Linked DNA regions of Homo sapiens: region 1 is linked to region 2. The links are chromatin loops, found by intact Hi-C in ENCODE. Cell type or tissue: Caco-2. All regions are shown on one strand. Each heading gives the region's core, and the rest is flanking DNA. Links, peaks and the distances in the headings are about the cores only. Region 1 overlaps FOXN1 (forkhead box N1). Region 2 overlaps SLC13A2 (solute carrier family 13 member 2).

Region 1 (2,900 bases), core at 234-2,733, 50 kb after region 2:
TCACTCTCATGGCAGACGGCTTTCTTTGAGGCCAGGACTGGGTGATGGTGTCGCTACCCCCGCCGCAGTCTGACGTCACGCTGCCGGGCCCCACCAGACTGGAGGGCGAGCGCCAAGGGGACCTCATGCAGGCACCGGGCCTCCCAGGCTCCCCTGCCCCACAGAGTGTAAGTACCCGGCATCTGGGCCTGGGTTTAGGCCAAGGCCTGCGGCTGCCCAGGCAACAAGAAGACCAGTCACCTTACCGCCCCCAGGGACCTCCCAGGGCCTGTCTTGTCCCCTCCACCAGCAAACAAGTCCTCAGGGACCCCGAGATCCAGAGGGGTCACTCCTCATCCCTTCAGTCTGAGCCTGTCCCAGGGCTGTGAGCCCCATCAGATTTGGGGTACCCCAGGTTTCATGGCAGGGTGCCCTCATGAAATCGGGGCCAAGGGTAGGCTATTTCTTCTCCACCATTTAGGGTCTTCCCAGAGCTCAGCCATAGACCCCCTTTACCCCAGAACAGAGTAGGGTCCCAGCCAGTCCCCAGGCCTGGTTCAGCCTCCACTCACAGGCTCGCTACTCTCTGTCTACCCAGAAGCATGCCGGCTTCAGCTGCTCGTCATTTGTGTCCGACGGCCCTCCAGAGAGGACACCCTCACTGCCCCCACACAGCCCCCGCATTGCGTCACCAGGGCCCGAGCAAGTCCAGGGCCACTGCCCAGCCGGCCCCGGCCCTGGGCCCTTCAGGCTCTCACCCTCAGACAAGTATCCTGGCTTTGGCTTTGAGGAGGCCGCAGCAAGCAGCCCTGGGCGATTCCTCAAGGGCAGCCACGCGCCCTTCCACCCGTACAAGCGGCCTTTCCATGAGGACGTCTTCCCAGAGGCCGAGACCACCCTGGCCCTCAAAGGACACTCCTTTAAGACCCCAGGGCCGCTGGAGGCCTTCGAGGAGATCCCAGTGGACGTGGCGGAGGCCGAGGCCTTCCTGCCTGGCTTCTCAGCAGAGGCCTGGTGTAACGGGCTCCCCTACCCCAGCCAGGAGCATGGCCCCCAAGTCCTGGTGAGTACTAGTGGCCAGCGAGTGTCCCATCTTCCCACTGTCCCAGTTCCTAGCAGCCTAGAAAGAGTCAGACCTCTGAGACCAAAGTCCCACCTTCTCTTTGCAGACCTTGCCACTCAAGACCAGAGAGTTGGGGCCTCCTGGTCAGCTGGGGAGGGGTGTTGGCCTGGCCAGCATGGAGGGGGGCAAGTGGGGGAGGTAGGCCAGGCTAAAGAAGCTGGCAGCTTCCCAGAGGCTCCTGAGTCAGGATTCCAGTGTGTGACTTCTCACTGTTTGTTTAAATGTCCAGAAACTCCAGCCAGACCTACACACCCATATGCAAATGTGACAAGAAAAACACATTCCAGAGGCCAAGGGAAAGGGTTTGGGGAGGAGCCATAGTACACAGTTTTTCCCTCCCCAGCCTTAGCATACAGAGTTGAGAGAGGACTTTAAGTGTGGAGGGACCCTTCCTGGCCCCATTCTTTGCCCAGAGTGGGGCCTGGGTGTATTCCTGGAAATACCTTGGAAGGTTAACATGTCCTTCCATAGCCTGACCTCCATAAGCGGCGTGACCCTGGACAAGTCTTAACGTCTCTGAGCCTCATCTGAAAAGTAAGGTCAACATTACCTGTCTCATGGGATTGTTGCTTAGGGAAGATAAAAGCTAAAGGGAATTTGCTCCCTGCTCCCCCGCTCTGGTTTGGAGGTCCCTGAGGCAGTGACTGAGTGGGCGTAGCCTCAGCAGTGCCTACTCCACATGCCCACCAGCCCCCCTCACCTCTTGCTTTCAAACAGGCCCCCATTCCAGCCCCAAGCCACCCCAACAAAGGCTTAGAAGGAAGATGGAGAAGGCGGTTGGGTCCTACCAGGTGTGGCCAAAACAGGACTTTATTCTGGCCCTTTGACCACTTCTTCTCAGGCCCCTTAAACATGACCACAGCCTACAGATAGGGCACCATCATCTCAGCTACTGCCCCCAAACCTCCACTCAATAACAGCTGCCAATCATTCTGCCAGGTGCTTTCTTTCAAGTGCCCCCATTTAATCCCCTCAACAACACTCTAGAGAGTTCCCACCATACCCGTGTTGCAGATGAGGAAACTGAGGCTCATAGAGGCCAAGTGACTTGCCCAGGGTGTCTCCTAACCTGCAAATGGTGAGGCTGAGATTGAGTTCACACCCTTGCCCTCCCACACATGGAGAAGAGCTCCAGAGACACACAGGTATCTGGTCGACTTGCTGGGTGACCTTGGGCATATTGCTTCCCCTCTTTGGGCTCAGCCCCATCATCTGTCAAATGAAGGGGTTGGACACAAGTGCTCTTGGCCCTTCTAGGCCCGAGATTCTATGATTATGGCAATCTCTGCATCAACAACCCCAGGGCACACCCAGAGAGAGGTCACAGCTGATTTGCCCCTCTGGGCCCAGATGCTGGTTTCCCAAGGCCCCTGGTAACCCCAGGAAGTGCAATCCGCCTCCTCCAGGGCTTGTCCACCTTCCGGGGCCTAGCTGCACACCCTCCTGTCCGTACTCACCGGAGAGCTCTGCACTAGGCCCTGGGACTCTGTGCCGGCCTCTCACACATGGGAAGGCGGAGTCTGGCCATCATGGCTAGCAGCAGCTGCAGGCTCCCCATGCCCAGTGTGAGAGCATCCACAGGACTCACGCAGGCCAGCAACTGTGCAGACTCCCTGGAGCAGGGAGCAAAAGCTCTGCATCAGGGATGGCCAGGAGTCAGAGCGGAGAGGAGTTACTAGCCCCATTCAGAGATCCTGCTGGAGCTTCCTGGGGCTGTACAGAGGAGGAAACAGAAGGGACCCAGGCCCACAGCTGGACCAGCCTGTCTGGCCACTACCCATGCTCCCCTCACCATGGA
Region 2 (2,900 bases), core at 107-2,606:
CTGCAGGTAGACAGCACAAAAACTGTGCCCTGGATGGAGGGGGAGCTGGGCACAACCAGGCGTCACTGCCTCCTCCTCCGCCCCCAGCAGAAGTCATAACTTCATCTCTCATTAAATCAAGCCGCCAATGCCTGCCCTGCCCTAGGCACCCAGTAACCTTTTCCACCATCTTAAGAGGTCAGGCCTGACTGTCCCATTTGACAAATGGGGAAGGTGAGGTTAAGTCACTTAGTCAAAGTCCCAGGGCAGATCCAAGTTTCATGGAACTTGGATATTATACACTTTTGGGCCCCACTCTGTAAGAAAAAGGACACAAAAGTATTAATCTGAAATTAGTTTGGGGCTTTGGGAAGGGTCCAGGGGGAAGGCCTTGAAGTTCAATCTTCAGTCAGTCGGCCTCTGGCAAATCACACAGCTGGGAGGTTCAGAGCTGGGGGTGTGATCTGGTGCCAAAGCATGTCTTCTCTCCACCCTGCTGCCTCCTGCCCCACCCCACACCCCCAGAACTGCCCATCAAGCCATTTTCTTCCTTTTGTCATAGATAGAGAAATTGAGTCAGACTTTTTTGTTCATGGTATCCCAAAGGGGTGAGAGACTGGGGGTGATAGTGGCACAGCCCCTGGGCCCCTGACACCTGGTCAGTAACAAGGCCCAGCTGACCTTTGAGATGACCTTCATCTCAGGCCAAAGCCGGTGGCATCTCAGTGCTAGGGACCCATCAGATGGGTTTTCCGACAGGCTGGGGCAAGTGTGTTAACCCCAGGAGGGAAGCCAGACAGGGATTTTGATTTCTTCCCAATTCCCCTCGACCTGGGGAAGCACAGCACAGAAAGATTCAGTAACTTGCCCAGGTCACACAGGAAATCCTGAGTCAGTGCTAGAAGCCATGCCTGTTGGTGAGACTGGGATGTGTTAGGAGCCCCTGTCTTCTGTGCACCGTATCTGGCCCTGCTACCTGCCTCTGGCTCACAGATGCTGCCAGCCCCATCCTGACTCTGGTCCTGTCTAGGAGAGGCCAGCCCCTCTCAAGGACTTTGCTCCTGCAATTGTCCTCTCACTCTCCTACAAGATAAATATTTCCTCTCTGCCTGATCTCCCCCATCCACATACGGAGGTGCTGTAATATCTCTCATCTTAAACAAACAAGAGCTCTCTTTCAAGGCCACGCTCCTTCCAGGATAGTGCCTCTTTCTCTGCTCTCTCTCATAACAGGAAGTCTCAAGACACTGTCTACACCACAAGCGCACTTTCTCTTTTGTCAGCTCCCATCTCCAAGACTCAGATCCCATCAACTTCCTTGTGACCAAACCCTGGGCCACCCTCACATTCCTCAGTCCCTCGGCAGCATTTGTCACAGCTGTCACCCCGTCTTTGCCGTGCTGTCTTCTCTTGGCTTTGGTGACACCTTCTCCTGGTTCCTGCCCAGCCCTGCCCCTTCCCACCTTTCCTGACTCTGAGGTTCCTTCTCCATCTGACTCTGAGGTTTTCCAGGGTCCCCACTTCCCCTAGCTGATCTTATGCCATCTCGTGCTTTAAAAAGCATCTCTATGCCAATGAGTTATCAATCTGTAACCCCAGCCCTAAACTCTAAACTGGTATTATCCAATGAACACCAGCCATCTCCCTAATTGAATATTTTCTTTGTAAGCAGGATAAGCAGGTTACACTTTTCCACGTCCAAACCAAAACCCTTCCTGCCCTTCTCCAGTTGGCTTAGGCATCAAGAAATGCTTCAACCATCTACCTTGCTGCAACAGCCAAAAACTCGGGGGCATTCTTGATTCTTCTCCTTCCCTCCTTTCCACGTGCAGCAGAAGGTCCTGCTCATTTGATACCCCAAAATACTCTGAATGGAGTCACTCCCCGCCCTCGGATCCACTGTCTCCCCGGTCATTTCCCATGTGTCCCACTCTGCTCAAAACCCTACATTGGCCAGGCGCAGTGGCTCACACCTATAATCCCAGCACTTTGTGAGGACGAGGCGGGAGAATTGCTTGAGCCCAGGAGTTTGAGACCAGCCTGGGCAACATAATGAGACCCCACCTTAATTTGAAAAAACAAACAAACAAAAAAACCCTACACTGGCTTCCTGTCAAACTTAGGATAAAACCTCTTCAAGCAGCCAGAAGTCACCAAGGCTCAGCCCTGGACTCCCCAGGCTCCCTCCCCCTGTGACCCACCTCTCGCTCACTCTCCCCCACCCTCACCAGCTTTCTTTCTGCTCCTCACATTGCTCTGGACTGCTCTCCCAGATACCTCCTTCCTGTTTTTAGGTTTCAGCTTAAATCCACCTCCTTAGAAAAGCCTTCTCTGACCAACCCCAGTCATTCTTGGGGAAAAGCCCTGTTCTTTTGTTTATAGGGTGTTTACTCTCTGAAATCATCTATTTGCTTATTTTTTACTTCCTCTCTGGCTTCCTGCACTAGAATGTCGGCTCCGTGAGGACAGGGACTTTGTCTTGTCCCATGCAGAATCCCCAGTGCCTGGCACAAAGTAGATGTTCAAAAAATACTTGTTAGGCCTGGCGCAGTGGCTCACGCCTATAATTCTAGCACTTTGGGAGGCCAAGGCAGGTGGATCACTTGAGGTCAGGAGTTTGAGACCAGCCTGGCCAACATGATGAAACCCCGTCTCTATAAAAAAAAACACAAAAATTAGCCAAGCATGGTGGTGCACACCTGTAATCCCAGCTACTCGGGAGGCTGAAGCAGGAGAAACGCTTGAACCCAGGAGGAGGAGGTTGCAGTGAGCTGAGATCACGCCATTGCACTCCAGTCTGGGTGACAGAGCAAGACTCTATCTCAAAAAAAACAAATAAAAAACACCCAAGTTTTTTGTTTTTTTTTTTTTTTTTTGAGACTGAGTCTCACTCTGTCACCCAGGCTGGAGTGCAGTGGCAC

The links. A loop is a pair of places that touch in the nucleus more often than their neighbours do. Peaks named below come from ENCODE experiments on the same cell type or tissue, not always from the same donor. Only the 100,000 strongest peaks of a DNase experiment are listed, where the experiment ranks them.
Region 1: it touches region 2 in a loop (7-fold over the local background); 1 of 110 quality-filtered maps calls a loop at or near these places.

Annotation. Positions count from the first base shown.
Region 1 is chr17:28,523,926-28,526,825 of GRCh38, forward strand. It overlaps FOXN1 (forkhead box N1), which reads left to right. Exons shown (of 9, transcript NM_001369369.1): 2 at 31-167; 3 at 578-1,042. The coding sequence starts at 45. Among named protein-coding and RNA genes, the nearest start is that of FOXN1, 19 kb to the left of the region's middle. In Caco-2, for the core only: no CTCF peak of the experiment used is centred there; a DNase peak (open chromatin) is centred at 1,266.
Region 2 is chr17:28,474,357-28,477,256 of GRCh38, forward strand. All of the region lies in intron 1 of SLC13A2 (solute carrier family 13 member 2), which reads left to right. Among named protein-coding and RNA genes, the nearest start is that of SLC13A2, 2.2 kb to the left of the region's middle. In Caco-2, for the core only: no CTCF peak of the experiment used is centred there; DNase peaks (open chromatin) are centred at 595 and 1,145.